2 separate regions of the Homo sapiens genome follow, and region 1 is linked to region 2. A link is a loop called in an ENCODE intact Hi-C map of the cell type or tissue named here. Cell type or tissue: ovary. All regions are shown on one strand. Each heading gives the region's core, and the rest is flanking DNA. Links, peaks and the distances in the headings are about the cores only.

Region 1 (16,278 bases), core at 5,454-13,453, 95 kb after region 2:
TGCCAGTCTTCTGGAGTTTGCTGGAGGTCCACTCCTGGACCCTGTTTGCCTGGGTATCACCAGCGGAGGCTGTAGAACAGCAGAGATTGCTGTCTGATCTTTCCTCTGGAAGCTTCATCCCAGAGGGGCACCTGCCAGATGCCAGCCAGAGCTCTCCTATATGAGGTGTGTCTCCCAGTCAGGATACACGAGGGTCAGGGACCCACTTGAGGAGGCAGACTGACTCTTAGCAGAGCTCGAATGCTGTGCTGGGAGATCCACTCCTCTCTTCAGAGCTGTCAGGCAGGGACGTTTAAGTCTGCTGAAGCTGCACCTACAACCGCCCCTTCCCCCAGGTGCTCTGTCCCAGGGAGATGGGGGTTTTATCTGTATGTCCCTGACTAGGGCTGTTGCCTTTTTTTCAGAGATGCCCTGCCCAGAGAAGAGAAATCTGTCAGTCTGGCCACAGCAGCCTTGCTGAGCTGCAGTGGGCCCCACCCAGTTCAAACTTCCCAGTGGCTTTGTTTACACAGTGAGCGTAAAACTGCCTACTCAAGCTTCAGCAAGGGCAGATGCCCCTGCCCCCACCAAGCTCAAGCATCCCAGGTGGATGTCAGACTGCTGCTGTGCTGGCAGCGAGAATTTCAACCCAGTGGATCTTAGTTTGCTGGGCTCCATGGGGGTGGCACCCGCCGAACCAGGCCACTTGGCTCCCTGGCTTCAGCACCCCTTTCCAGTGGAGTGAATGGTTCTGTCTTGCTGGCCTTCCAGGCACCAGTGGGGTATGGAAAAAAAGAACTCTTGAAGCTAGTTTGGTGTCTGCCCAAATGGCCGCCCCGTTTTTTGCTTGAAATCCAGGGTCCTGGTGGGGTGGGGCACGGAAGGGAATCTCCTGGTTTGCGGGTTGCGAAGACCCTGGGACAAGCGCAGTATCTGTGCTGGAGTTCCTTGGACTCAGTCCCTCACAGCTTCCCTCCGGTAGGGGAGAAAATTCCCTGACTCCTTGCGGTTCCTGGGTGAGGCAACGCCCCAGCCTGCTTTGGCTTGCCCTCCGTGGACTGCACCCAGTGTCCAACCAGTCCCAATGAGATGAACCGGGTACCTCAGTTGGAAATGCAGAAATCACCTGCCTTCTGTGTCAGCCTCGCTGGGTGCTGTAGACCGGAGGTATTCCTATTGGGCTATCTTGCCAGCCTTAACAACAGATTTTTTTTTTTTTAAGCGATGGTATGTGATTGTAAGGATGAAAAAACAAAACTTGGGTTCTATCAGTGTTGCCATTTTATGTGACCTCTTGGAGTTTTTGGGTTTGAAATTCAAGACAGTGAAACAGTGCAAACTTTGAGATGTAATGTTGTTGTTTAATAAATATAAGTTTTAGTACATATATGAAATATTTTGCTGACTTTGACTAGTATCTTTAAGGTTGATATTTCTCCTTTTTTAAGTTGCTAATTGTTCGTTTTAAAACTAAATAACAAATAAAAATTTTATAATTGAATGCTACACACTGATTCCTAAAAATTAATGTGATATAGGGGATGGTATCAAATAATGACCTGCTCTGAGTATAAAATATATTAGGACATCCCTGCTTTCTAGAAATTCCAGAACTTGTCCTGGAAGAATTCAGACCTGAATTCATGACCTGGATGTTGCTTGGGTTGGTAGAGTTATCTTTTTCACATGCCATGGCAATTCAGGTCCCTCTGTAATCCCACTTCCACGCTACTTTTTTCCTCCCTGGTCCCCAAGACCTTCCACTCTGGACTGTAGTTCTCCTATCTATCTCATATTCCACAAAAAGAATTTTGAAAAACAGAGTCGACTATTTTTTTTCTTGTAAGCCTGCTACTTGTTTTAACCTCTTTCCACCTCCTGATTGCTTTATGGCCCCGCCTTAGTTCTTTGATATGTATAAAGGAAGCCTAAAGAGAAAGGGTGCTCTTGGAGAGTACAGATCAGTAGATTTGAAAGAATTGCCCTTCCCTGCCCCCAAATTAGAAACTGATCAAAACAATTGCTTAAGAAGTGAACTTGTTAAAGGACTGAAAAATATGAATCACTATCAGGGGATTTATCAGAAGTATTAAAAGAAGACATGTGGGACTGATTTCCAGAATAGGGAAGCATTATTTCCCTGGAAATAATCCAGGGAAAACATAGAACTGGGAAGTTCAATGTTTTGCAAGAAAAGGGAACAAATCTTAAGAGAAAAAGCCTCAGTATCTGCAAGACAACAGGACAATGGGGAATTAACATGGCATGTTTCTGAAAAACTGAGTTTGCCAAACTTGAGCTCTTTGCATATTTCAGTTTCAGGAGTTTCAGGATTAGCAAATACGGTGGCTTTAAACCACTTCACCTATCTTCCTGTCTTTGTTGGATTTGATGTGAAGACTAGAATAGGTGCAGCAGTGAGAAGTGGAAAGACCCTAAAATATGTGGTACAGCCCCAAACTCAGAAAAGAGGTTTTCAGCAAAGTACTGAAAGGATCTCTCTTTCTGGCCAGGGTTGTTTTGTCGATATTCTACAAAGAGAATCAAATAGCATAGTACTGGATGTGGGAATCCAGGTTTAAGAATCATCAATGTGATCGGGACCTGGGAGAATTAGCAGAGTCTGTGATCAATATAAATCTAGCTCTGCACACCTAGGCAGCTGAGAGTGTGAACTCAACTGGAGCTGACATGGGGAAGTAGGGTCCTCCGAGCCCAGCTGGCAGGGTGCCACCCTTTCAGGCACTGACAGAAGAGTGCGTTCAGAATAGACTCCCAGGACAGAGGAGTCTGGCGAAAAGTTGGAGGTTGTTAAACCAGAAAAAGAGAAGCGTCAGGGATCACACAAGTGACTTATTCATGTGTCTAAAGCACTGATTTGCAGACAAGAGACTGTTATGGTTTGAATTTTCCCCCCTTATATCCCCAAATTTGTATGTTGAAGAAAGCACAAGGAAGAGCATTCTAACAATTCAGACTGTCTGAGAGTGGGCTGAGCTGCCTTTTGGTGTAGTGTGCTTTGTAGTATTGAGGATGTGTAAGTGGAGATGGTGAGATGACCAGTTTCTGGAGCTATTATAGGGAAAATTCCCGCAAGCGGGGGATGCACAATCTCCAAGATTTCCTTCCATTGTAAAATTCTATGCTTCTAACTCCAAAAGTATTCAGAAACAAAAAATTAGCTGAAGATTTTAAATTAGGAATTGTTTTGTTTTGAGAAAGGACAGAATCTAAACGAGCGTTAAAAAAGAACCAGTAAAATGTAATTCTACACAAGAAAAAGTGCAAGTTTTTGTTTGTTTGTTTGTTTGTTTTGTTTTTTTGAGATAGTCTCACTCTGTTGGCCAGGCTGGAGTGCAGTGGCACGATCTCAGCTCACTGCAACCTCTGCCTCCTGGGCTCAAGCAATTCTCCTGAGTCAGCCTCCCGAGTAACTGGGATTACAGGCATGCACCACCATGCCCGGCTAATTTTTGTATTTTTAGTAGAGAAGGGGTTTCACCACATTGGCCAGGCTGGTCTGAAACTCCTGACCTCAGTAATCCGCCTACTTCAGCCTCCCAAAGTTTTGGGATTACAGGCATGAGCCACTGAGCCCGGCCAAAAAGTGCAAGTTTTCTTTTACTCTTAACCTAAGATCTACCCTCTTAGCAAAATTTTAGGTATACAGTATAATATTGTTAGTTCTAGGGACTACACTGTGTAGCAGCTCTCCTGGACTTATGCATATCACACAACTTCATGCCCTTTGTCTAACTTCTCCCCATTTTTCCCTCCCTCTGAACCTGGCAACCACCATTCTACTTTCTGCTTGAGTTTGACCATTTTAGATTCCTAACATAAGTGAGACCATGTAGTATTTGTCCTTCAGTGTTGGGCTTTTTTTGACTTAGCATAACCGACTCCAGGTTCATCCATGCTATCAAAAAGGGCAGGGGCTGGGTGCAGTGGCTCATGCCTGTAATCTCAGCACTTTGGGAGGCCGAGGCAGGCAGATCATGAGGTCAGGAGTTTAAGACCAGCCTGGCCAACATGGTGAAACCTCGTCTCTACTAAAAATACAAAAATTAGCCAGGTGTGGTGGGCGCCTGTAGTCCCAACAACTCGGGAGGCTGAGACAGGAGAATTGCTTGAACCCAGGAGGTGGAGGTTGCAGTGAGCTGAGATCGCGTCACTGCACTCCAGCCTGGGTGACAGAGCAAGGCTCCATCTCAAAAAAAAAAAAAAAAAAAAAAAAGAAGGCAGGATTTCCTTCTTTTCAAGGCTGAGTAGTATTTCATTATATGTATATACCACATTTTCTTTATTCATTTGTTGATGGACATTCAGGTTGCTTCCATGTCTTGGCTGTTGTGAATAATGCTGCAGTGAACACTGGAATGCAGATATCTTTTTGATATCCTGATATTCAGTTCCTCTGGAAAAGAGCAAGAATTAACAGGGAAAATATTTCAAGAACCCAATGGGCAGGAAGTACAAAAAGAACAATGATGCTGGGAAACACAGGGCATTGAATGATATTAAATATGTTGGATACCACATGGCTGCAGAACAGGGTGGCTTACTATGAGCAGTATCTGTAGCTTTAAGCCAGGCAGGTTCCTGTCCTGCCACTTAGGAGCTTTGTGGTCTTGGCCCATCTATGTAACTTGTCTGAACAAGAGTTTCCTCATCTCCAAAGTGGGACAATATCACCTGGATCACAGTGTCAGGAGGATGACATGAGACAATTAATGAAAACTGTGAGACATGTGGTAAGCATTTCAATAAAGAACTATGAATTTCATTACGAAATTAGCATCTGCAGAGCCAAAACCAAAGGCTTATTACACAGACACACACACAGAAACACAAATGACAAAATTAAAGCTTTAAAGGAAATTTCTTTGTTAGAGTCCATGATGTAAATAACAATCTTTCCTATGTCAGTGTAAAGTTTTATTTGCTAATATTTTATCTACACTAAATGATTAGAAATCATGATTTGCCACATCATTCCACATAGAACCAAGTGGAATGGTAGATTTTGATTTTTTTTTTTTTTTTTTTTAGTGGGTACCCAGCTCATTGGAAAGTACTGAAGGCGGTCCCATGTTTGAGACCGTTGGTCTGATGTATGGCCTTGGATAAACTTCTGTCATTCTTGGTTTTCTCATCTGCACCTAACTCATCAAGTTGCTGGGATGATGAAACGGGACTAGGCTTGGGCAAAGTGTTAAGTAGATGGCTGATGAGCATGTTACCATCGCATCCTCGTAGCTTTGGGATGGTGATTGTCGGTACTGGCTCTACCCCAAGGATAAATGCCATAAATACCATGGGAAGCAAGGGTCAATTTATCCTGATAGAGCCAGTCAAAACGAGGAATAATGTGTGAAATTAAGGTAGATGAGGCTTTCAGGAAAGGAAAAACTTCTGTTCAGCAGCATCTTTTAGATAATGAAGTGGTCTCTAAGGAAACTTGAAGGAGCTCTACACTGGAAGAAAAACTAAAATGGGCAACCACTCTGCCTACTGAAATATGAGTGATTTCAAAGCTTCTGCCTTCTCTTAGTGTTTGCCGCTTCTCCTTCCTCTTTTAGTTTTATGCTTTCCCCAAGGAAGTTCCTTGATCCAAATTGCTCTTTATTCGAGGCTGTGATTCATTCCTGGTGTGGTTTAAATTGGCCCATGTTTGTAGTATCTGATGCTAGAGTCGTGTCTTAAAAAGGCAACTGCCATCTTTCCCCCGGGTTCACCCTTGGTGCCTTCCTGTCACCCCACTCCCTGTTTGCAGCGGGCCGTCCACAGCCCGGCCTGGCTCTTCTGCCTCGGTGTCAGCCTCCTCATTAGGCATGCTCTGGAGCTGGCTGGTGTCAGAGCCGGCCGATGCATCAGAATGCAGGGCATGCGTCCGGCTCCTGGGAAGCTGCGCATTCCGCATGAAATATGAAGGCAACAGCCAGCCCAGGGGAGACCCCGGGTGGATTTAGACGAAGAGCAGCAAAGGTGGCTGTTGGGGGAGGGGCATTCTGCGGGGCCAGAGAGACAATGTGGGCACCTATCACATATTTTAAAGGCACTGCTTTGGTGGGGGAGAGGGATGCTGGGAGGGGCACCTGGTTTATGTATCCTCTTGGCCGCTCCTGACACACACTCCCTCGGTACATTCTTTCTGCATATGCTCATGGTATATCTGTGATTATGGTGATGTGCCCTTTTGAGATAGGCAGCCGGCTCACTCCCGGCTGTGCTCATCACTGATTCTTGAGTTTCTCTTTTGGGATAACCTGAAATCATAAGAGCAGTCCATGTGGATTTCGGAGCACCTGACAGTAAGAAACGTAATAAAAAGTAATGGTTGTCCAGCAAGCCCTGGGGATGCTTGTCACACACCACCTTGGGTCCACAGAGGTTAAGCGTGCTTAACAGGTGGTGACCTCAGATGGTTCCAAGGCCTGACATTAGAGCCTGTCCTCGTCTTTGTCCAGAATCCTCTAGTTTCCAGCCGAGGCTCCATGCTGGGGTTCCACCCAGCCATTCAGAGATGAGGAGAAAATCTTTCATCCCCACCATAGGCACTAAGAGATTACTGCATGCCTTAACATGTCATAGTGTAATGTGCTGTGCACAGACCCTTAGAACACTTACCCACTGTAGTGTGCTTGGTTTATGTGCAGGTCCCCGACTTAGCCACTCTATCCATGAAGAAGAAATGCTGTATTATTTGTTTTTATATAACCAGAGGATTGGTACATAGTAGGCACTCAATAAATACTGAGTAAATTATATTTGATGAGACTGTCCTCCCACACCATCACACATCCAAGTCATCAAAAAACACAAGTCTACTGGTCCCTCCAAATACAGAAATTTTGGGAGGCCAACTTTTCTCCCCTAACCTAAATCCACAATGCCCATTACAGTGTACTCAGGGTGTAATTCCATTTCATATCATTGATTACAGAGTATTACAGAGTATCCCACTTTCCTTTGATCAGAGAACATACACACACACACACACACACACACACACACAAAAGGAAGCAGTTTGCAATCCTTGTGTGTGAGATGAATGTGAAAGTTTTCTGCAAGAAACTCCAAAGCAGTGATGTCTCCTGAAAGCCCCGGCCATTTCTGGTTGGCAGTACTGCCTGCTGCATACCTTCCAGAGGTGCCATTCAGCAGGGGGGTTCCACACTGAGACTGCCCTGCTGGCTGGAATGCGAGGCAATATGTATGCTTGCTTTACATGTGGTAACTTTCAGTGTACAGAACTGTATTTGGTAACTTTCTGTTAATTTTATAAAAAGAAATTGGCTTTTTTTGTGAACGGAGAGGACTCTGTACTTCTGTTTGGTTCTTGATGCAGAGTAGCAGGAAGTAGCAGGATTCAACTAAAATGTTGGCTCTTCACAAGACCATAAGCTGCCTGGGAGCTGGGCATCCTCTCCCCTGTCCACGGCTGGGTTCCCAGTGGCTAGATCGTAGCTAGAACGGAGTAGACACGAAAACATTGGGTTGAGTGGAGACTTGGACCTGCACTGTCACTTAGAGAGGGTGTCACTTAAACAGATCTGTCTAGATCTGCACTTTCTGTAGCAGAGAAAGTATAGTGCCTTATCCTCTAGCCAGTAATATGTTCACGGTTGGGTCCCTTAGAATCCTCCCTGGTTTTGATATGCCTGTGCTGAGAGATAGATAGAATTTCTCTATTGGAGCTACCAAGTTGAGAGTAGGATGGTAATTCGAAAGAGTAGAGAATTAGGCTATTAGACAAAATATGGATATGGAGAGAGAAAGAGAGCCAGCCAAGCAGCTAGCCCTACCAGCATCATATGACTTTGTGTATTCAGCCCCACCTGGAGTTCTAACCCAGAATGTCTTGGTTATATGAACCAATAAATTACTGATTTATTTATTTGCTAGAGGTAATATAGAAGAAGGTTTTCATCACTGAAAACTAAAAGCAGTCTGACTGACAGCCTTGTTTCATACTATCCCTGTCTACTTTTAAAGCTGTTCATTTGCTCCATGCTAACAGCTAATCTTCTCTTTACATTTAATGCGTGCGGATCTCCTGAATGTCTATTTTCACATGGTGGTTATTTTGCCCAGTCCTTTTGCCTGCTTTAAGCACAACTGTGTTTAGGCCACATACTCAGGCCAGATATATCTGTCCCACGCAAAGACCATAGAGAGAAGGAATACTTCACATTTCTGGATAACAGACCTAACAGTTCCCGCTGGTGTTGGATCCCCCAGCCCTACAGCACACAGCACCCCTTTGACAGTACACATTAACTCTGCAGTGGACCTTGGGGATGGTGAGGACACCCTGCTCTGGACTCGGCTCTGCTGTGGCTGCACTCACTTGTTTGTTTGTAACTTGTTTTGTAGGAATGGGGCTTGGCCCCCAGCTAGACGCGAGATGGCTCGTTTTCAGAGAACAAAGGAGAGGGAAGAAGATAGGTGTTCCTTGAACATCTACTATGTGAGAAACACCACCCAGGGCACTGCACCTGCCTGTGAGTTACATAACTTCTCTTGTCCGTAGCTGTGGATGCAAAAGGCTCAGAGTAGTTCAGCAGTTGCTTGCACGTGGGCTGAGCTGTTTAGGTGACGGTGCAGGTCTGTCGAAATGCAAGCATCCATGCTTTTTCTACCACCAGCAAGTTGTCTCCTGGGGCCATATTTTGATTTGTTTTGTGCGGTCCAGACCACTCTGCACCATGCTGGCCACACTCTAAGTCCAATGATGACAGCACTGTGTTTATCTCCATTTCATACGAACCTAATGAGGAGGGAATGTTACAGAACACCCCCTCCATAGTGTGAGAGAATTGCTTGACATGGAGATGCACAGAAACAAGAGAAGTTTGGAGTCCAATTTCCTCTTCTGTGGCCCACCCAGCCTCTGGGGTTGAAAGCGTGGCCAGGGAAAGCGTTCTGTTCCCGTACACGCAGGGATGTCTCTGGCTGGGTGACAGCCACTGACCCACCTCGTTTTTGTTCTGCAGGTGTTGGAAAGAGGATGCAACCATCCCCAACAGGGAAGGGTGGAAAATGCTGCACTGTGCATGGGTGAGTGTGCACATGTGTGTATGTGTGGTCCTGGGAGCAAGGGCCGGGCAGGGACCAGTCTGCAAAACAACATTAAGAAACCGAAACATTTTCCACTGAGAAACAGAATTACTGCCCATGGAATTCTTACCCAGCCTGAGAAGCGAGCAGCAGCCCCTCCTTTTCATTAGTTAAACAAAGAGGGTTATTTTTCAAATGAAAACTTTCAGTGTGGAAAACAATCTAATTCCCGGGGCTTTTTGAGAAGTGAGATTCTCAGTGCTCCAATAAACATATCTACGTGGATATGCAGCTGCAAAGGCAGTGTCGGTGCGCTGACCAAACGAGAGGGCAGGCTTGGCCAGTGGGGGACACGGGGACTTAGCTTCAGGCCTCTCATAACAATCCCAGGTAGAAAGGCCAACAGAGGGAATGAACCGTGGCCTGGAAGATTTGAACTGTTCTGCGAGAGAAAAAAAGCGAAAACAAAAATATTTTCTGTAAGTCCATTAAATGATCTCCTTTCTTCCTCCAAGTCAATGAACTCCTTCTGGTCGGAAAATAATCTGCAAACTCAAGCCCTGCTTGGTTCAGTGGGGTGTGTTCCGCCTTATTGAATTCCTGGCCTTCAGAGATCTTTCAAAAAAAAAAAAAAAAAAAACTTGCACCCACTTATGAACCCGTGGGGTAATGTCAGCTTTCTTTTGAGGGGTTCTCTTCATGAAAGCTCCTGGGTACTTGCATTTGTTTAAGAGCGGGCAAGAATAGGAAGGCAGACTGCCAGGGTTCAAATTTTAGCTCTACCACTTAAAAATAGTGTGTGCTTACTCTCTCTGGACCTCAGCTTGCCCATCTGCAAACAGGAGTAAGAACGGTACCTACATCACAGAGTTTTCATAAAGATTACATGAGAAAGTGCTTACAAAGTGCTTACCACAGTTTCTGGACAAAGGAAGACCTCAAAGTGTGGCCATTATTATGAAGTCAAAGGGACATGGCATATGGTCACAGACCTGAACTTTTTAAATTAATAAATATCATTCTTTCAGGTTTCTACTTTTCCCATCTCACTAATGGAAAGCATGTTGTTTAAAAAAATAAAAGCAGACACAAAATAGCCTCTCTTCAAATCAGAGCTTCCTTCTCTAATCAGTCCGTGAATGTTTCGGGGAGTGCTCTATTTAACTTGGCTGGCCCCTGGTTTTGCCGTGAGTAATACACTGGGCTTCATTTCAAACTCCACACAGCCAAGATCACTGGATACTTGAGCTTCCCCAAGCTGAGTTGATACAGCTGCTCTGCCCCTGGTCACTGGTGAGTTGTCCCTGTGGATTCCAAAAGGTCTGAATACAAACAGGCCAAGGTGCATGGGCCAGCCGAGATGGTCAAGGACATGGGTTCCCACTGAGCAGGTGTCCAGGTGAGACAGACAAGACTGAGGAGGCCTGGGGAGCCCTACAGTGAAGTCAGAAGAAACTGAGACAGACAGAGGGTGGCCAGAGATTATGGAGAGAGGGGCCTCGCTGACACTTGGGGAGACCAGTGTTGCTTGGAGCATCCTTGCTCTTACAAAGGCAGCATAGGTGGTTGAAAGAAACCATCCTGATTTTGACGTTGCCACAATGATAAACGAAGGGCATGAAAACTCTCCAAATTAGGGTCTCTGAGACCAATTAGGTCAGACGATGAAGATAGATTTGCTTGAAAAATAAAATTGAGTATGGCTTTCTTTTAAACAAGGCTTCATTTCAAACGGACCTGAATAAACCAAATTCAATTTAGACATGTTATTCCCCAGGAACTTAGCTCTGGCATGAAATAAGGCTTGCCTGAGGCCACTTGAGAACCGCAGTCTGTGGGACAGCCCTGTGATGGACAAATAGAGTAGAGTGTTAATTTTGAGGCCTGTCGAACCCCAGTGACAGGCGGGCTGGTAAACAGATTGAAGAAGCTAATGACTATTTAGTGCTTTCCAGGACAGGAAATGTCTCTTTGGCTTCTGAGGTAGCAACACCCTTACCTTAAAAGGTTTGGATTGATGATCTGGGCCCAATAAAAGCCCCTTCTGAAATCTGTTGGGAAGCCCAAGCAGCATTTCAAAAGTGAAAGATAATGAAGATGTTCTAGAAGCAATATCATTATAAGTATACATTATAAATGATAATTACAATTAATCATATTAGCCTTCATAATCCCCCAACATTATAACTCAACAATGGTAGATTCATCTTCCTTGTGTTCTTTGGAAGAAGATTTTTGCCTTGAGCTACACATTTTCTCCTTTAATTTGACTTGTGGTGGTTTCTGCTTTCTGACTGATTCTCCGTCTCCTGAAGACAGGCATGTGATGGGGAGGGAGGTTTGGGAATTAGATGAAGTTGTGGGGTCATGATGCCCGGCAAGTTCTAGAACCCCAGAATTTACTTGGCCCCTGAAGGAGACACTCGAACAGCCCATCTTGTTATTTCAATGCTGTCAGAACTCTTTCTTTCATGCCTCTACATGTGAATCCATGGTCAGGCGTTCCCCAATCCCCGCTGCAATCTAAATCGGCCTCCTCCTTTTATTCTCTCTCATAATTCCCTCTTCTTTCTCCCCAAGCATTAATCATGGTTTTTAATCATTTCTTTATATTTATTTGATGTTTAGCTCCTCATTAGATATGAGCTCAATAGGAGAGGGGTCATGTCTACTTTGATCACTACCTAGCTTTGTGACTGGAATAGGCAGGCAACCTATAAATAATTGTGAATGGAAGACAGAGTGGGTTGCACAGCTTGGAAAAGCATGCCCCTTAGAATGAAGCCCTCTCTTCTTTCTCTTCCCATTGACACCAGACATTTACTATCTCAATATATGCCACAAAGGCCCACAGTGACTTCCCGCATGCTGAGTCCAGTGGCTTTCTGGGTCCTCATCCCTCGGTTGAGTTGTAGAGTCTGATACAATGAACTCTGCCCTACTAGAAAGCCTGCTTTCTTGGCTTCTGTGGCTCCAGGCTCCCCTCTCTGGTCTATGCTCACTGACTCCTTCCTCCTCTTATGCTGTAAAGGGACTAAAGCCCATGGTTCTGGACACAGCCTGATCACATCCTCATGCTGTTGCTTGTTTTGACAGCTCCTCCACTGTCTTGGCTCCAGCCTGCAGCTTTTGACTGGGACCTACAAAGTCAAACATTTCTAACCCTGAAACGCTCTTCCTCTTGCCTTCTTTTTCTTCTCCCAGTCACCAGGCTGGACAACTTAGTGTCTTTCCTCAACATCGTTCCTTATATTTTCCAAATAGTCAACATATGAAAATACTGAAAATATGAATTCGGTGTCTTCTCATTGTCTATGACTCAAATCTCTTGATTGTCCAGACCTTCCCATCTTTTCTCAATTTCCTGCTGCACATTATCCAAATTTCTCTTATGCCAATAATGCCTTTTCTATTAATACTGTCAACATTCTACCTTTCCTTTAAGGTTTATCTCAATTATTTCCCACTTTAAGTCCCCTGTGAGCTTCCCAATCAATTACAATTTCTCCTGCTTTTAACTACCAACACACTACATATCTTTCAGTTGGCATTCTCTTAACTTTTTATTGAATAATGAATTTCTATGTATTTGTCCATATTTTCAGGGAAAGCCTAATAAATAGATCCCTGGAGAGACTGACCTAGATAAATCAAAAGCATAAACTACTAACACACACACTAAAGACATTAAACAAAATATTAAGATGATATTATGAAGAATTTTATGTCAGTGGCTTTGAACATGCAGGTGAAATGGACACACGCCTAGAAAAATGCAAAAATTGACATAAGAAAAAATGGATAATTTGAATATTCACATATTTGCTAGAGAAATTGAATCTATAATGTAAATAGATTCCTACAAAGGAATCTTGAGGCCCAGACATTTGAGTGAGGAGTTATTTCAAACATATGAGGAAAAAAAAAAATGAGTGTTACACAAATTCTTCCAGGGACTGGAAAAAGGAATACTTTGCTACTCATTTTATGAGGCCAGCATTACTTTGATACTGAAACTTGTCAAGGACATTCCAGGAGAAGAAAATTATAGGCCAATCCTTCATTGTAATATAGATATGAAACTCTTGAGCAAACTAGTGGCAAACCAAATCTAGAGATATTTTAAAAGGATCAGATATCATGACAAAATAAAGTTTCTTTTAAAAATGCAAGGTTGGTTTAACACTAGAAAATCAATCAATATAATTCACCACAGAAACAAAATAAAGAAAAACCATATGAACACCTCAAAAGATGAATAAAAAGCATTTGTTAAAACTCAGAACTTGTTCATCACTGAAAATATAACTGGCATCAAATTAGGACTAGAAGGGAACCCTTTCATCTATAAAAGTCTGTACTTAATAATGAAATACGAACACTTCTGCTGGAGACCAGCAACAAGACGAGGATGTTCACTCTTACCATTTCTATGTAACAGTGTACTGGAGGTTCTAGCCAGAGTAGTTTAGACAAGAAAAAGAAATTTCAAAATTTAAGGATTAGAAAAGATACAAACCTGATAGTATCTGTGGACATGATTGTATGCATAGAATCTACAGGTGAATTATTAGAATGAGTCAGCAATTTAGCTAAACTAATGAATATAAAGTCAACATACAAAAATCAGCTATGTTTTTGTATACTGGCAACAAATATTAGAAAATAATACTTTAAATTTGATGCCATTTATAATAGTATTTAAAAAATTAAGCACCTTGTTAGGAATAAATTTAGCAAAATATGCACCTGACCAATGCACAGCAATGCAGAACATTGCAGAGAATAGTTTTTAAAGACTTAAATAAATGAGGAGATATAACATGTAAATTGGATTGGGAGACCCATAGTTGTAAAAATGTTAACGCTCTTCAAATTGGCCTATGCTTCCATGCGATACTAGTCAAAATCCCAGCAGATTTTCTTTCTCTGTCCTTCCTCCTTTTTCCCTTGCTTCCTCTCTCCCATGCACTCTCCCTTCCTCTCTCCCTTCCTTCTTAAAATTGGTAAGCTAATTCTAAAATTTACGTAGAAATACAAAGTGTCAAAAATAGTCAAGACAAAATTGAAAAAGAAGAAAGCTGAAGGACTTGTACTACCAGAGATATCAAAACTTACACAGCCACAGTAATTAAGGCAGTGTGATACTAGTGTAAATAGAGACAAATGGACCCATGGAACAGAGTTTTGAGGGTCCAGAAACAGAGCTGCATAGAAATCACCTAATTTACAACACGGGCACCACTGCAATGTAGTGTGTGAAAACAAATGTCTGGGTTAATTGGATTTCCAAAAGAAAAAAAATTCTTTGACCCCCTATCTCACACCATACACAAAAGTCCATTACAGATGGAACATAGGCCTAAGTATAAAAGGTTGAACAATAAAGCTTCTACAATATAACCTATGAGAATAACTTCATGAGCTTGGTGTAGATAAACCAAAACAATACATAAAATTTACTAACGATAAAACTAAAGGTTGATAAATTGGTCTCATTAAAATTAACAACTTCTCATGAAAAAAAGTAAAGAAAACACAGACATACATATACCACTCATAGAGTGGGAGAAGGTAAATATATCTAGAATATTTAAAGATTTCTTATATAACAACAACAACAAGATGACATATAATGTATTAAAAATGGACAAAAAATTATTGAACAGTCCCTTTACAAAAGAAGATGTCTAAATTTGTAACAAACTTATGAAAATATATAAAATTAGGTATGCAAACTTAAAATCACAATTCAATGTTAACCACTTTCTTATTAGAATATAAATTTCAGATAAATTGACAATGCTGAATACTGGTGAGAATCTGAAATGACGACAGGAATTCTTACATGCCATTAGCAGGCATGGAACCTGATGTCATGCTTTGAAAAATTGTTCTTGTGGTACCTACTGAAGCTAATGTACGCATAGTCTCTGATGCAATCAATCATTCTCCTAGATACATACACAAAGAGATCTGTGTATAAGGGCATCAAAAGTCACGCACAAGAATATTCATAGCAGTGCTATTTCGACTAGCCAGAGCCTAGAAGCAACACAAATGTCTATCAATCAACAGGAGAAAGGTGTTCATTATGGCATATATACAATGGAATACTATATAGCACTGAAAATAAACAAACTACCACTATGTGCAACAGTATGGATAAAAATTATAATGTTGAGTGAAGGAAGAAATGAAAAAATATTGTATGACTCTATGGACCTTCAATGACAGACAAAACTAATCTATACTGATGGCTGTCCAAAGAGGGGTCACTCTTGGAATGTGGGAGTAAAGATGGTAGCCTTACAGTAATGGCATTATTCCATGGCCAGGTCCGAATGGTGGTCACGTGGGTGTGTTCACTCTGAAAAATTAATCAAACTGTACACTAATGCTAGGTATCTTAGTTATACTTCAAATTATGAAGTTTATCAAAACAACCACAATAGCAAAAACCCTTTACCAGAGGATCTGTATGAATTCATTTAAGGCTTAGCATTCATTTTTGCAGGCTGCTTTGTGTCTTTGTAGTTCTGGGGCTGTCTGCCTTCATAGTTGCCATTGCTTCTGTCTGTTGACATGGTTCTATCACTTTCTTCTATTCAGCCCTTTGCTTTCAATCTAAACTTGATATATTCATCCTGATCCTTCATCTAGTTGTTTTGCCCTTGGAGCTAATTTCTCATTCTCAACTTCTATTTCAGCATTTCACAGCTGGGCATGGTGGCTCACGCCTGTAATCCCAGCACTTTGCGAGGCCGAGGTGGGTGGATCATTTGAGGTCAGGAGTTTGAAACCAGCCTGGTCAACATGGTGAAACCCCATCTCTACTAAAAATGCAAAAAAAATTAGCTGGGTGTGGTGGTGGGCACCTATAATCCCAGCTGCTTGGGAGGCTGAGGCAAGACAATCGCTTGAGTCCAGAAGGCAGAGGTTGCAGTGAGCAGAGATCATGCCATTGCACTCCAGCCTGGGTGACGGAGAGAGACTTCATCTCAAACAAACAAACAAACAAACAAAAACAATAACAACAACAACAACAACCAAAATCACATTTCACTAATAATGTCCCATGTCAGGTAGTTCTACTTCTTCTGTATATTTTGTTAATGGCCTTGGTTTAATTTTATTGCTTAAATGTTCACTCTTTCCTTAATTTTTTTCTGTTTTGGCCTAATGATTTTTATGTTCTTTTTATCAATAATTTCATAATTACTATTACATTATCTG
Region 2 (16,278 bases), core at 4,434-12,433:
TGCACAGGAGGTTCCAGGAAAATATACCCCAACAGAGGTGGCCTTCCTTCTTCTTGGGTCCACCTGGTCTGACTTGTCAGTGGGCAAGAGCTGTGGAGCTAGCCCCTGAGGGGCTGCTTCTTGAGAAACCAAGTGATTCCCATCAGCTCATCTGGGAAGGGGGAATTGTGTGAAGAAAGAGTTGAGTCTGCGTGACACCTCTCTTACAGGGAGGTTTGGCTCTGGGGGCTGCGTTGACAGAGACCTCGTCCATTGGATGCACAAGGATACTACGGAAAGCCAGCGGTCCTCCCCTCCTGGGACTGATCAATAATACCAAATCCCCAACTGCCCCAGAGGAGCAGTCATGGGTCACAAAGAATAAGGAACAATGCCGTCATCAGTTTGAGCTGGCACAGTGATGGTGGCACTGTTTAATTTTGTATTTCTTAAACTGTTGACAAAGCTGTGGAACATTTGGCAGGCCTCAGACTGCCAAAATCCAGGCAGGCTGACCGCCCCCTCCCTCTTTAGGCATGCTCAGAATAACTGCATCGAGACCCTGCGTGCCTGCTCCTCCTGCGTCTCTGCCCCTCTGTGAAGGCTCTGCCGGCTGGCCCTTTTCAACCTTCCCAATATTTTCCCTGTTCTCCCCCTTCCTGGTCTGAATAAAGGATTGGCAAAAATAGCATAATCCTTGGTACCCGCAGGGCCAGCTGCCAGCTGCCAGTCCCACCGTCCCTACCCCTCCTCCTCCCCAAATCACAAGTCCCTGCTGCATTTCGGTCCCCATTTCTCACCCCTGAGCCTCAGCTCCCAGGAGAAGGGCCAGAAGAATGTGAGCTTCCTTTAAATCCTGTTTTCCCGGATGTTTCCAAGTAAATGAGATCAACCATCACTTCCTATTAGCACAACTTGGCCTTTCCAGCAGTGATGGGCAGCCCCGGGCTGCTCTGCAATCACTTAGAGTCATAAAAACCGCTGCATGGGCTACCCCTGCATCATGGAGGGCTCTGGGGGGCAGCTGAGGGAAGGGGATGGGGGAGCAGAACACTGATAGCTCTGAATCTTTCACTAAGGCCATCTGCCAGGCTCTCCCCGCCCAGCCGGCTCTGTCCCTTTCATTGGATGGCACTGGGAACTCACCAGGGACAAGGACATGGAGCTACAGCAGGTAACGTGAGTGGCTGCAACCCTCGGCGCCTGTGCCAGGAACTGTTCTCAGGTCTCCTGCAATCCTGGCATAAAGTCTATGATACACTTAAACACGAGGCTCAAAGAGATTGACTCGCTCAAGAAGGGGAAGAACTGGGATTCCACTGTCATACTCCTTCTCCTTCCCCAAGGGGCCTTTCACTTGCCTGCAAGGGAGGACCCTATAATGTAACTCAGCTCAGAGTAAGCTGTGCCCCTTATAGGAGACACTTCCTTCCAGAAGGGCTGCATCAGAGCGGAACAACCAGAGTTAGCTGTCTGGAAGTCACAGGGACCACCTCTTCAGGGCCCACCCAGGCACTCAGTGGTTAAAAGTGAACATGTAGGATTTATCCCTCTGCCTCCAGATGTATGGGGACACTGCTTCCCTCCAGGGAACAGACCCCAGGGTTGAAATTCCAGCTCCAAATTTTCCAGTAGCTCATCTGACTCCCCTGCATAGAGCATGTGGTATGGACAGCAAGGCTGGAGATTTTTTTAAAAAATGAAACAAAACTGAAAAAATCCTGATGTGGAGCTGCTGTGAACCTGGTGTAAAAGCAAGCGTGTGAGAAACAGATCTTCAGATCAGTCCTCTCACCGGGCTCTGAAACTCCTTCACCAGTCCATTTCCCAGGGTGGCCAGTGGCGGGGCCCCAAGGCAGAAGTGCATTACTGTGGTGGAGGATTCCCGGCTTGGCCTGCATCCCATCCGTCCTTCCCAGAATGACCCTTCACTCCTTCATTCTTTTCGTACAAGTTTCTGCCAAAGGAACCCAGATGGAGAGAGAAAAATCAGGGCTGGGTTTAGATAGGGAGAAAACATTCTCAGAATGCCAATATGTTCATCCTGGATGAAAAACTTAAAACAATTAACAAATCATTTTAGGGTTTGTGTGGCAACATGCACACACACACACACACACACACACGTGTACAGAAAATGATGGTTTGGTTCTCATGTCGTGCTTCTTTGAGCTATTTCTAGAAAATGAAGGTGCTCGCTGGAGAACATTGCAGAGGTGTAGGGCTAGCTTTCAGGCTTTTCTTCCATTTCAGTCCTCAGGGCCTCTCCTGAACCTCTTGCTTTTTGTTCTTTCCCCCTTCCTCTCCTTTTCCTCTCTGTCCCCTCAAGTCCTCAAATTCTCCTCTCCCTCTCCCTACAAAAACTAGCTTTGCGGAAAGACTCTCACTCATTTACTCCACAGGGAAAAGGACTGACATAAAGTGTCCCCTTCCTGGAGGTTTTGCATTTCCAGGGACAAATGGCTGTGAAAGTGTGGAGTCTCATGCCACAGAAGCACTGAGGCGGGGGGTGCGGAAGGCACACTGAGTTGAGGGCTGCTGACTCCTGCTCACCTCAAAGGCCTGCTCTGAGGATAAGGTCTTGTCTGCTGCCCCTTGCTGTTTGGAATCACCCCTACAGGCTCTGAAGGTGCTTGGTAGATAGAAAGAAGTCTTGGTTTTTTGTTTTTGTTTTTGTTTTGAGATGGAGTCTCTGTCGCCCAGGCTGGAGTGCAGTGGTGCAATCTTGGCTCATTGTAACCTCCGCTTCCTGGGTTCGAGTGATTCTCTTGCCTCAGCCTCCCCAGTAGCTAGGATTACTTAACATGCGTTTCTTCTTCACATTCCAAGCAGCATTCCCACCCTCCAAATAGAGGCACATTGAGAATGAGCATAGGTTCGGCTGTGGCTAACTGCGTTTGCAGGGACTAGACCTACTAACCTGGCTGAGGATGGTCTAGTTTGGCAGGCGCTGCCCCGGAGGTGCCCAGAGCTCGGGTTGGAGGGCTCTGCCTGATAAACAGTGCTCTGGCAGCAGTGAAAGGGCAGAGGGAAGGCTCAGGCCAGATGCTGAAGGGAACTGACAGTAGAAGCATGCCTTTGCCCTTTCTTCTCCTGAGTGACAGGGGCCTGGAATTTGAGAACCCCCAAATGTGACATGGCCCGACCTTTGGCATCTGGGTTTTGGGAACTGGTAACATGACAAGAGAAGCTGCTTGGACTGAAGCCCGTCCTAAAGTGGACAGGGCTTTGCTCACACCATCTCATTAGGTCCTCAAGAGTGATGTGGGCAGATTTCTCACTAACTAAAGCATCAGGCTTTCCTTCTAGGGAAAGGGATGAGGGTCTGCCAAGGTCACCAGATGTGTGAGTGACAGAACCAGGACTAGAACTCAGGTCTTCTAACTCCCAAGGGTCATCCTGCTGATTTTTCCAGAGGTGTGAGAAGTAATCCTACAGGTCAGGGCAAAGTTCAACAACAAATAGCATGCAAGTTCCATATATATGTATGTAATGTATGTAATGTATACATTACAGAGAGATTTATACATAACAAAGCAACACTTTCTAGCAACTCATGGTCATTTGATCTTCTCACACTAACTTAGTTTTCATAAGAGTAAAATTTCCTCTTTGTTCTCATTATATCATCTGTTTATGAACATTTTGTTAAATTACTTATTGCAATAGGCTTATTTTTGCAATAGGAACAAAGATCCACAGGTCTCAGTAGGCATGCCTTCACATTAGGATCAAAACATCACACTGTACCCCATAAATATACACATTATTATTTGTCAATTAAAAACAAATCTAAAAAGGATTGGGGAAAAAGGAAGACATCAAAAATGATTCTTCATTCAGATTACTTAGCAAGTGTACATTTTTGTATCACTTTAAGGAAATGGAAGCTGGAAATGCCAGGGATGGTTTGCTCAGGAAAGACAGCTGGACACGCCCATCCATGGACCCGTACTCAAAGGAAAGGTGTCGTGACTAGATCTAAGGACTGTGAAAGGATGTATGTTTATGTTTTAAGTTAAAATGTTGAAGGTGTGTCATATAATTTTCTCTGATTTGTCTTTTTGAACAACTTTTTCCATTAGCTGACCAACAGCAGTCCATGTTGCATCAGATAAAAGGGACCCTGATCTAATAGCTAACAGTTATTGAGCAATTATTCGGTGCGAGATGCTATGCTTAAGTGCCTTTTATATAACAGCTCTTCTAATCCTCACAATCTACCCAGGAGTTAGATACTAGTATTTCCTATGGTGGGACATGGGCCAATTTTAACAGATCTTCGTGTCTCCTGCTTCCCATCCACTCTCCCTTCTCTTGCCAGCTGGTAGCCCATTGCTGAACTGCATCCCTATAAACCAGTACCCTGCCTCTCGCAGCCTTGTGTTAGAAGGTGCTGAAGTCCTTGGATCTTTGGAAAGACCAGCCCCTGATGGATCCATGGGGAAGGGGTATGGTGGCTTCCAAATGGCCCAACCCAGGTTCCAGGTTTCATGGACAGACATGAAGAAGTAGACAAGTAAATCCATGGGGTGGGAGCTGTGAAATAGAAAAACCGGTGGAATGTGCTCAAAAAGGATAAAGCCCAGCTCTGGCCCTTTCCTATGACGTAAGGTGAAGGGCCAGAGTGGAACGTTCAGCAGCGAAACCCTGGGAAAGCCAGTCCGAGGTGCTCAGGTGGCATGCGGTTGTGGTGAGAAGGACTGGAAGTTGGGGAAGTATTCCTGGCGGCATGTGGACCAGGGGACAGAGCTTCCTGCTTCAAAATGGAGCCTAGAAATGGGGCAATAACAGCGGCAACAAGAACCACTGAAGGAAGAACAAAGAACAGTGCCTCCTTCAATGAGGGGCATCATGGAACCCATGACTCCTGCAGCTCATGAAGCTGCAATCAAACATATTTAGTGAACTGTTGTAGTTGAGTCAAAACTCCAGGGTCCATTCAGGTCCATAAGGTTGGATCAGCAGGATGCTAGGGGCAGAATGTGTCAAGAGCTATGTACTGGGAAGAGAGACAATCCTTGTGACACACACACCTGATGAAGCACTCATATCCAGGATACATACAGAACTCTTACAACACAAAAAGAAGAAGACAAATAGCCCAATTAGAAATAGGTGAAAGATTTGAGTGGACACATCACAGAATAAGACATGCAAGTGGCCAATAAGTCCAACTTCATCAGTTGCCAGGGAAAGGCAAATTCAAGCCACAGTAAAATAGCACCGTGCAGACACTAAGGTAGCTAATGTCTAAGGCTGTCGACCAACCGTGGGTGAGCAGTGGTGTGCCCAGGGTGGGGCAAGCAGGCTGAATAAGGGGGTGCGTTTTCTGTAGAGAATTTTCAAACAATAGTAAAACCGCAAAGACAATCTGCTTTTTATTATCACCATGCAACTGCAATTCTAAACAATGTCAGTGATAAGATATTCCTCCCCAGCTAGGGCAGACCTCTCCCACAGCCCCCTCCCTTGGCACCACACTTCTCTTGGCCAGGATGTGGAGCCACATCCCAGCGGGATATGTGTGTGTGTGTGTGTGTGTGTGAGATGTAGTACGGCCACCTCGGAGAATTACTTGGCAGTTTCTTTTAAAATTGTAGAAATTGCACTTTTACATATTTACCCAAGAGAAATGAAAACACATGAAATGCATGTTTATAGAAGCTTTATTTATAATAATCCCCACATGGAAACAATCTAAATGTTCATCAATAGGTGAATGGATAAACATCATGTGGTATATCCATACAATGAAATGCCACTCAGCAACTGAAAAAGAATAAAGCCCAATGCTCGCAACCAGTAATGAATCTTAGTAACATTATGCTGAGCAAAAGAAGCCAGACACAGAAGAAATCACACTGTTTGATTCCATTTACTTGAAGACCAAGAACAGGCAAATCTAATCTATAGTGACAGAAAGCAGAACAATGGTTGCCTAGGGCGGAGGGTGGGGCAAGTATTGCCTGGGAAGGTCTACAAGGGAACTTTTTTGGTATGCAGGTAATGTTCATTAGATTGATTGCCCTGGTGGCTAGATGGGTGAGCGTATTGGCCAAAACTCATCAAAACTGCGTACCTAAAATGTGCGCACTTTATTGTGTGTAAATTACACTTTAATGAGTTTGATATGAAACCAAAGTTTGAAACAAAGGAGAACTAGGGTTGGGACCAGGACAGATATTGATTAATTCAATAATATGTCCCAGGCTTTTTGTGGTTATTCCTGAGTGGAACCCCATCAACAACATTCCAGAGTTGTGCCTGTAGACCACACTTGCAGTGTTCAATCCGGAAGTGCATTTACATTAACCATTATGGGGAGCTCTGCATGTTTGAACCCACAGAAGTTTATATTTCTTCCCTCTAAAGTGTTTTTATGTGTCTTTCAAGTTCCAATATTTTTAACTGCTTCAGGAGTAGGTAAAAACTGCCGTTTGAATTACAATGATAGTGATGATAATAACAGCGAACGTTTATTGAACACATACTGGGGCCAGATACTGGGCTCTGTAATTTACCTGCATTGTTTTATGTTATCTTCACATAACGCTGACCCTATGAGGCATTGTCTCCGTTTTTTAGAAAAGGATGGCGGTTCAGAGAGGTGAAAGCTCTTGTCAAGAGCACACAGCTGGTCAGACCAGCACTGACGTTCAAGTATGTTGGATTAGGTTGCTGTGTTCTTGTCACTGCACTCCAGGGCTTCCTACCGTGGGCCAGGCCGACCCCTCCTTCTGCCGTGGGAGGGCACAAGGCATGCCTGCTGCGGCGGAGCACACATCGTTGCTCTGCTGCCAGCGTCTTCAGGGCAGCTTCCCCGTCCCGGAGGAGCCCTCTGTAGCTCAGGCTTCCCTGCAGTCACCGCGGTGCCTGGCAGATAGACTTACACTGTGTGACGAGTTCTTGTTAGCATCATTCATGGACTGCAACCAACTGCAAAGTTGAATTGCCTTGTCCTCATGGGCTTTCCGGGTGGGGGGAAAATTCCTCCCTGACCTTCTACTCCTGCCCCGAGCTGTACGTTCTCCCTCTCTTCCCTCCCCTAGGATTCTGTGAAGTTTATTCTTTTGAACTGTGACCGTGACTGTGTATATCTCTGGGTGTCTTCTAACAGGAACCTGTGTTCCTTCCACCGCTGAGCTGGCTAAAAAGAGGTTACGCAGGGCCCAGGGGAGTCCTGGAGGAATTTGTTCAAGTCTGCTGGGGTCTGCATCCTGACACTCAAGTGCATAAGTGCGGCCGAGCCTGTTTGACAATCAAACCCAGGCATGAACAAGAGGGGGGAGGCGCTGGGGGGCGGTAGGGACCCCAGGCTGAGCCAGCAGCTTGTGTGAGGAGGCCTGTCTGGAAGCCTGGTAGGGGACATGACAGGGAAGAGGGGCCCCAGCTGGGGAGGAGATACATTCGGAGAAGAGAGGAGAAGATAATGGAATCCAATAGAGCTCCTGAAAACGTGTCATCTTGCACCGCCGAAACCCTTTGAATACACTAAATCCTTAATCAGAGTAGCCTAAAACTGCGATGACTACATGGAGACATGTTAGTCCAGATAAATCCTTGCAGGTTTCAAAGATCTGAAGGGCCCGGGCACTTCCCTGTGCAGCGGCTGCCCTCTGCCCTCTCCTCCATGATGTCATTATTGAAGTTGCGCTCTCACCGCGCATGGTGTGAGTTGACACTGACAGTTGTAGCACTCTCGCGCCGACTCTGGAGGATTATTAGCTTTGAAGCTATTTGGCCTTGAGCGTTGAATTCCTTTTTGAGCTCACACTGGCTTATAATATCTGAGAAGGCTTGCTCCACTCTGGCCCCAGCTTGAATTAGGAGAAGAGGCCGCTTTCCAACTTGGAACTGATCCCAGCAGGAACAGAACAGGGAATATTATCCATTTCTGATGGGCAACAAAGTTAGTGTTCTCGAATCCCCCAGAGGCCTTCACACCGAGTTTCCATTTGAACATCAGAGTTGGAGCCGCGGCCTGGGCTACGTTTGCCGGTAATCGCGGCGCAGTCTTGCAGCTCGCAGCTGGACCCAGAGGGGGACTCGAGGAGTACACACTCCTCTGGCCTCTAATCTGTTTGTTATTAGGCTGTTGGAAACCCCTCAGTGGGGCTGGAAGCTGATGTCAGAAGAGTATAATTCAAGTGAATGTTTGGAAAAAATAGCAGGGGGAAAAAAAAAGCGCCCTTCTGTGATAATTTGCATGTGGTGAATGTAAGTGTCTGGGGGGATTAATTAGCTGAACAAAGCTGAGGAAGGGACTGCCAGTGAATGGGCAAACAGTGACCCGAAGAGCTTCTGACCTGCCCTTAATTTCTTCCCAGGGTTTAAGCTAAGGTCTTGCAAAGCTTATTCCGGGGAAAAGGGACCCCTCCCCAATCCCTAGTGCCTCTCCCCATCCCCAGGCTTAGCCCATGACGGCTTTTCCGAAAAGAGAAAAAGTGTGCTCATTACTCTCCACAAACTGTGCCAATGTGCATAAAAGCAGCTTGGTGAATGTGACATGGTGGCCTCAGTTTCGTTAGGGACCAGCAGCTGGGGTACATGATGGTCTATGGAGGAATTACGCACAGCTCTCTGGTGAAAGAAAGGAAGAACTCCCAAGTTTTGGGGTTGCTAATTTAGAAAGAAGAGAAGTTTTCTTGAGATTATCACTTATTTATCTACATGTTCTTGTTTGTCTCACAGTTATCACTTATTTATCTGTCTGTGTGAAGGTCAATCTTCCACAATACTATTTATGTCCATAATTTATAGACTGGCTTTCTCTTGATGCAACTGGTTTTTGGATGTACCAGCCTTGGACCTTAAAAATAAAACAAACTGGATGCCTTCAGATTAGAGCTGGCCCCCGTTTTTTCAGTTGGCTAGAAAAAAACTCAGCACCACTGCCAAACATCAAAGCTGAAGAAGTAAATGTGTCCAGGAAAAGATGCTAACAGAGGTAAAAGTACAGCCTTCCTGAAAACGGGGAACCCAGACCACAGCTGGAGGGGATGGGTTAAGTTACAGGACACAGACATACCTAACAAACCCAAGCACATCCCTCTTTGCAGTGGTTCAGTTGAATAAACCCCTTACATGTTATTTCCGTGATGCTCAGGCAAGTAAACAATGCATTTCCGGGCCGGGTGTGGTGGCCCACGCCTGTAATCCCAGCACTTTGGGAGGCCGATACAGGTGGATCACTTGAGGTCAGGAGTTCGAGACCAGCCTGGCCAACATGGTGAAACCTCGTCTCTACTAAAAATACAAAAATTAGCCAGGCGTGGTGACCGGCGCTTGTAATCCCAGCTCCTCAGGAGGCTGAGGCAGGAGAATCACTTGAACCCGGAGGCAGAGGTTGCAGTGAGCCGAGATCACGCCATTGCACTCCAGTCTGGGCCACATAGTGAGACTCCATTTCAAAACAAAAACAAAAACAAAAATAAAAACAAAGACAAAAAACAAAGCATTTCTGTAATTCTAATGGATGCTCCCCACCCAGTCTTCACCATTTCTGAAATTGAGACCTCTTAGAGTTGACATGTGCATTAGATGTATCAGTTTCCACCAAAAGGTGATATTATCATGATATGTCTTAGAGTGTGTGCAACAAGGAAATATGGTAGGAAAAAAAGTATTTAATATTTAAAAAATGACAATGAGACTTGTAATCATTATTTTCACAGTCTAACTTGTAAAAATGATTTGGATATACACTGAGGTGAGAGTCTGTGAACTGGCTTTGTTTACCTGTGTGATATCCAGACAGCGAATGGGTGGTTCCGATGCTGACATTCCCATTATTGACTTATTTATGAAATTGATGGGTGCTCACCTCATCAAGGTTTACTTATTTCAGCAAAATGATAAATTGCACTCTTTTTTTTTCTGCCTCAAGGCAAGTTGGTGAGCTTTTTTTTTTTTTTTTTTTTAAATCTTTTTCAGGTCTGTTAATAATTTCCAAAGAAAAGAGCAGTGAATGGTTGAATAAATAAACCATTCTTGATGACAATTTAAGCACTGGAGTGACAATATATGTGCATGTGTGTGCTTGTGTGTGTGTGTGAACACACAAAAGTGCAATCTATTTCTGATTAATCCTATTAATTTGGGAAGTACTATAGTAGCTGATTCTGTGTTTAAGTGTGTGCAGTTACATATGCACATGTAATATCTTGCAGAGAAGAGTTTAAAAATAGATAGCTAGTATCCAGGGTTAGCTAATGACAGATAATTAACCAAAAACAAAGCATGAGAAATTTCCAAGAGTAATTTAGTAATTTATAGCCACAGTTTCAAAGGTAGGGTGGGCTGCCTTAGGAGGTAGTAAGTTTCTGGTCACTGGATGTGCTTGAGTTACAAGTGTTGAAGAACCACTTGATGAGAATGTTTTGGTTGGAGTTCTTTTATCAGATGTGGGGAATTGGATGTGGTGAATATTTTAGCCCTTTTCAATGAGATAATCTGTAATTCTGTGACATAGAATATACAATATCATCTTAAGTGAGAGTGCATTGAAGTCAGGGATTACATCTTATTTTGGCATAGTCCATGTATATAAGATCAATGTAAGGAAACATGAATGCATGGAACTAGATGATTTCTGATATGCCTTCCAGCACAAAGATGGCAGTTGAATTAATGTATGTCAGCCTATGCCAATAATGTATATGTGGCACGACTTTCTTGATGCATGACTTTCTTCCTCAGGAATGTATTTTACTGAATCTCTGGTTCTCTCTCTTTTGCTGTCTGTGCTCTTTGAACCTGAATTTTTGGTGGCACGTGTGTTGGAGTTAAGTTATATCCACAGACATTTGACTATTCACTTGCCTGCCCTACAGTGCTGAGTTGCCTTGGAATAGACTCGTTGACTGCCTGGGTCACACACTGTTCTACTTTCCTGAGGAGGGGTATCTCATGTCCCAGTGAACACCCTGTACCCTAGGCACCAGCTTCTCCTTCAGCCTCACCTCTTACACATCCTCACATGCAGGAGACCCCCCTCCACCCTCATGCATGGCTGGTTCAGCTTGCCTCCACCTGACGGACATCACCTGAACAGAATATGTCCCTGTTTTACCAGGAATCAGTTTTACACTAAGCCTGAAATCTGGTGGCACACTGCTGAAAAGCAAGAGAACCATTATTCTGAATGTTTCTGTACTGTGGAATACCTAGTGTTCAGTGATTAAACAGACCGGGTCATACTTTAATCCTCAATGCTCAAGTCATCCAGTCACCTTGAGTGTGAACTTTTCCGACACTCTTTGTTTTTTGTAAGAAGTTGAGCTTCTCCTGTACTGGGCTTGATTTTCAGAAACTGCTGAAAATCAATGAGGGTTGGCAGAGCCAGGGTAGAGCAGCTTCTAAGTATGGGTAGCTCCATAAAAACAATCGGTGACAATAGAGTAGGCTTTCACCAGCAGTTTAGCAGTTTAGCACCCTGGAGCTGACTTAAGTCATACAACTGTTTTTCTGACTGTGTCCCCCAGATTCAACTTTGCTCCTTTTTTTTTCTTTTTTTTTTTTTTTTTTTGAGATGGAGTCTCACTCTGTTGCCCAGGCTATAGCTTTGCTCTTGAAGTTTAGCTTTCTGATCTCCTTGAAAGGGTCCTTGGGCTATGCCTGGGCCACATATGTATGTGTCTACTAAGCAGTGCCCTGCACAACTGGGGAGTGGAGGTGGTAGAATAGATAGATGTGGATTTAGATGGAGCCGTGTTCACCAACTGTTGCTAGCTACCTCTCCCCACTAATTTTATCCTTTCTTCTTGTACAAAACTGAGTTTGCCTAGTTTGCTTCACCACATTGTAGGTTCAATGGAGACTATAAAGGAGATAGGCTCTTGTGATTTTTCGGTTCATGTCTTCCATTTCCTCCCAACAGTTGGCAATACTATTTTCCCCGCAGAAGAATGCTGACCTCCAGTTTCACATGGAACACACTGGGGCTCAGCAAGTCTTCCCAGCAGCTTTGATTTTAATTCTAGTGATGTGAGCATTGAGGACTTCTCAAGAGGATATCTTGCAAACTTCAAATTGCTATTGCCTTTTTGGGACTTTAAAGCAAGTTTCTTGTGCCCCTAGGCTTCCCCGAGGACACTTCCAAACACCAAATTTGCTTTGACTTAAAGAAAGTCGACAAGTGCACATGCAATAGAATGGTAAGGAGCAGTGAGGAATAAAGATGTAACAGAGTTGCGAATTCACTCACACTCACTCAGATGTGCAATATTGTGTAGTTTCTGTGTTTCCTAAACCTGAGCTGGTCTTCCTTAGATACTCCCCTACTTGCCAATTAACACTATAGCAGTCTCCTCCAAGTTAAATGTTCTTATTTTAATTTAAATAGTTTATTAATCAGATGTTCAATCCGTTCCCAAGGCTGGTTTAAATGTTCCCTTTTAGAACTCTCCTCCTCTTTAGGTAAAGCTCATTCTCCATCCCACGGTGATTTCAGGGTGGTTAAGGAGGCTCGCCTATTATTTGGTGGAGAGGAGAAAGGGGATCATGTGAGATCCTCCAGATTCTTGCTGGTCTTTGCTGCAAAGTGGCCAGTCTAGCCTGCTTCCTGTACTGGTAATCACTGCCTACCTGGAGTTCTGGGGTAACATGCTGGCACCCACTTCTGACCATGTTTTCTGATCCTAGGGCTGCTTCTGGCCTCTTCATTTTGACCATGGTTTTCATCCTTCCCACCAGTCTTTTTAGTACCTTCACATCTCTATACTCTAGTTCCCCATTGTGCCATCCCTAGGGCAGTAGGGACCTAGGAGCATTGTTCTGGGCTCACTTGCTGGTTACCTTCTCCCTCCATTGTTGCCCCATTGCCTTGCACCATGCTGGCAGTGACCACTCACAGGACTTCTCCTTAAGGCTTGTAGCCTTCCACTAGAATCCCCAGATATGCGTGACAAGAAGTGCTTCATTACTCTCCTGACATGTGCAGCCTTCCCCTCTGTCTATGTAACATGCCCCCCCCCCCCACCTTTCCAGGATGCAGGACTGGAGAGAAGAATTGGGGACCTAACTGGCTTCCCTTGACTCCCCTGCCCTCTGTCTTCTTCATCCAATCCCTCAGGCTGAAAGCAGCCAGCTTTCCACTCCTCCACATCCTATCCTGATGGCATATAGTAAATCTCTATGATCTATTCCACCAGGTATGGCTCTTGATACACTAATGGGAGCTAAAGGAATTTAGAAAATCCCTTTCCTTCTCAACAATGCCTGGCTTTGAAGACTATTTTCTTGCTTAAGAGGTCAAGAAAGTCAGCTCTGAGATTCAAACTGATCAATGGCCTCTTTGTTCTAGGCAGTATCCCTGGGGCCATAAGCCTCGTGCCTCAGCCTTGGAGGTGGAAGACGGCAGGGGAAGGTGATTTAAGAGGAAACTGAAAAGTTAGAAGTGTAATATTTGCAAAATATTATCCTTGTTACAGAAATATGGTTCTTAGCTTTCATGAAGCACCGTTAAACACTCCCCTTCTAGGAAATGTCCATTTATACAATTTTCCTGTTGGAAACATCTATAATTTTCGACTTCCTTCCTAAAACACTTTCCCCAGAGTCATATGTTCTTTGAAAGACTGTCTTTGAAGGATTTCATTCCACATCCTTTCTCTATTTTTCTGGCTAACGAACAACACTGAATCAGCAATATGTGTTATTTTTACCTATTTGCTCTTTCTCTGCAACCGGAGACTGTCTCCTCATTTAGCACCCTTTTCATTTGTAGGAGCTCTTAAGCCAGGAGGGCATTGTGCAGAACAAAATTACAAACCTTGTGGCTGGAAGAAAGTAGGATGGTTTGGTAGCAGTATGCTGGGTGGTGGCTGTGATCATTACTAAGAAAGAACTGCCAATTTGCTTTTCATTTGGGGAATAAACTCTAGTTCTTCTTTGCATGCCATCTCCAAGATAATGGACGTGACCCCAAAGAAAATGGACACAGCACGGAGAGGAGTACGTTTTCCTTATGCTTGTCAAAGCATGTCAGTGTTCTCCCATGGAATGTGGTACTATTCTCCTAATGCAATTAAGCAGCGCCTTCTTTTTCCATGGAAATGCACTTACAAATGTCAGACTGGCTTGCGGTCACCAGTCTGGGAAGAACTTTTGTTATGGAACCTGAAACCTGGCCTGATTACATGTTTTGCACAAAACCCCAAAGTTCACATGAACTTTTCAACTGGTGAGTTTGGCCAGGGGTTCATCGTGGATTCACTTGAGTTTTGGGGCAGAGGATTTTGACTCAGTGATGCTCAGTATGATATTGAGTTTCTGGTGTCTTCTTGTTACCGGAAAGAAGGTCCCGATCCAGACCCCAAGACAGGGCTCTTGGATCTTGCACAAGAAAGAATTCAAGGCGAATCCATGGAGTAAAGTGAAAGCAAGTTTATTAGGAAAGTAAAGGAATAAAAGAACAGCCACTCTATAGGCAGAGCAGCCCTGAGGGCTACTGGTTGGCCATTTTTATGGTTATTTCTTGATTATATGCTAAACAAGGGGTGGATTATTCATGAGTTTTCTGGGAAAGGGGTGGGCAATTCCCAGAGCTGAGGGTCCTTCCCCTTGTTAGACCATATAGGGTAACTTCCTGACATTGCCATAGCATTTGTAAACTGCCATGGCGCTTGTGGGAGTGTCTTTTAGCCTGCTAATGCATTATAGTTAGCATATAATGAGTAGTGAGGAGGACCAGAGGTCACTTTCATGGCCGTCTTGATTTTGGCGGGTTTTGGCTGGCTTCTTTACCTTAACCTGTTATATAAGTAAGGTCTTTGTGACGTGTACCTTGTGCCAACCTCCTATTTCATCCTGTGACTAAGAATGCCTAACCTCCTGGTAATGCAGCCCAGTTGGTCTCAGCCTAATTTTACCCAGCCCTTATTCAAGATGGAGTCACTCTTTTTCAAACACCGCTGACACTGTCACTCTTCCCAAATCTTCCAGGGAGTGCTTTCATCCCCATTCTTTGGATGTCACAAAAAGCCACTTTTCCTTCACAAAATTCAGTGGAAAGTATGCCATCTCCATGAGATGCTTCAAGTTACAAAACAGCTCATCTCTGCTCATCAACAAATCACCAGCCCTGCCCCTTGACTCCTCCCATAAGTTTGGTTACACCTGGCCTGCACCTGGCCTGCAACGACAGTCTTGCCCTTCACTGGGAGCATATATGCAATAAAAATCACAAGTCTTTACATGAGTATTGATATGTAACAATTGCTCAACATGTTCACATACTCTATATCAGTTAATTCTCATAGACACCTGCACTGCCCCCACACTGCTGCTGAAGAAACTGAGGCTTGAAATTGAAGTTCAAGGCCATGGCCAGAGGAGTACGTGGCAGAGACAGGATATAGCATAATGGTGGTCCATACAGCCCTTCTTACCACTGTATATCAGTGGTTATGAGAATGGGACTTACCTTGTGGGTGCAATATGATATAGCACCTAATAGCACCAGCTATAGAACTTCCGTTCCAAGTCCACCTACATTTGTGGGGCCCAGTGCAAAATGAAAATGCAGGTCCCTTTTTTAGAAAGCAGGAAAAAATGCCACTAATGCTATAGAAATATAAAGCTTTTTCCTTTCCTCTGTAGTCTCTCTCTAGACTTACCATGGGTTTGAAAATTTGCTTTTTAATGCCATTTAAATGAAAAAATGAAAAATCTTGAATTATTAGCGTACCTTTTACATTCAGCTTTATATTGCAAAAGGCCACTTTTAAATGCAGACATTAGAGCATTTAACTGATGTGGAGTCATCCAAATTACACAATTTGTATTTCGTAGCTTGCACACATATCTCATTGTTACTAGAATGGTGGAAATGCTCCACAAAACCGACCCAACTGTTTTATTTCAGTTCTTGATATGCATGCATTCTACCAACACTCTCTACCTTCAGCTAACTGCTGAGTAAGGAAAAGGAGCTATGGGCTGTCCTATCTCTTCTGTTCCCTTATCATTTTCAGTGTAAGTGGTTGGCTAATAAAGGGAAGTAATAACAGCAAGAAAGGATGTTTATATTTCCTAGAATGCCATTGCCCTCTTTCTATGTTCAAAGCAAATTCTAGTTCAAATGAGGACGAAGCCTCTCAGGGCTCTCAGCACCGCCCCTTTCCCACCACCCCCAGCCTATTCACTTAATTTGCAGACATAACACACTTACCTTATATTCACTTTGAGTCTTGTCCATGGGTTTCTGACATTCTCTGCCATGGGGCAAATGCTCTATGTGAAGGGGATGGCAAGGAACAGCAGATACTCATACTGTGCCTGTCTCCTCTGCTCACA

The links. A loop is a pair of places that touch in the nucleus more often than their neighbours do. Peaks named below come from ENCODE experiments on the same cell type or tissue, not always from the same donor. Only the 100,000 strongest peaks of a DNase experiment are listed, where the experiment ranks them.
Region 1: it touches region 2 in a loop (4-fold over the local background); 4 of 110 quality-filtered maps call a loop at or near these places.

The regions. Positions count from the first base shown.
Region 1 is chr9:16,207,980-16,224,257 of GRCh38, reverse strand. It overlaps LINC03041 (long intergenic non-protein coding RNA 3041), which reads left to right. Exons shown (of 4, transcript NR_171034.1): 2 at 8,359-8,486; 3 at 8,979-9,042. Among named protein-coding and RNA genes, the nearest start is that of LINC03041, 60 kb to the left of the region's middle. In ovary, for the core only: no CTCF peak of the experiment used is centred there; DNase peaks (open chromatin) are centred at 10,307 and 12,137; H3K4me3 peaks cover 1,161 bases; H3K27ac peaks cover 4,226 bases.
Region 2 is chr9:16,301,488-16,317,765 of GRCh38, reverse strand. No RefSeq gene overlaps it. Among named protein-coding and RNA genes, the nearest start is that of LINC03041, 33 kb to the right of the region's middle. In ovary, for the core only: a CTCF peak has its summit at 7,711; DNase peaks (open chromatin) are centred at 7,665 and 7,975; H3K27ac peaks cover 4,591 bases.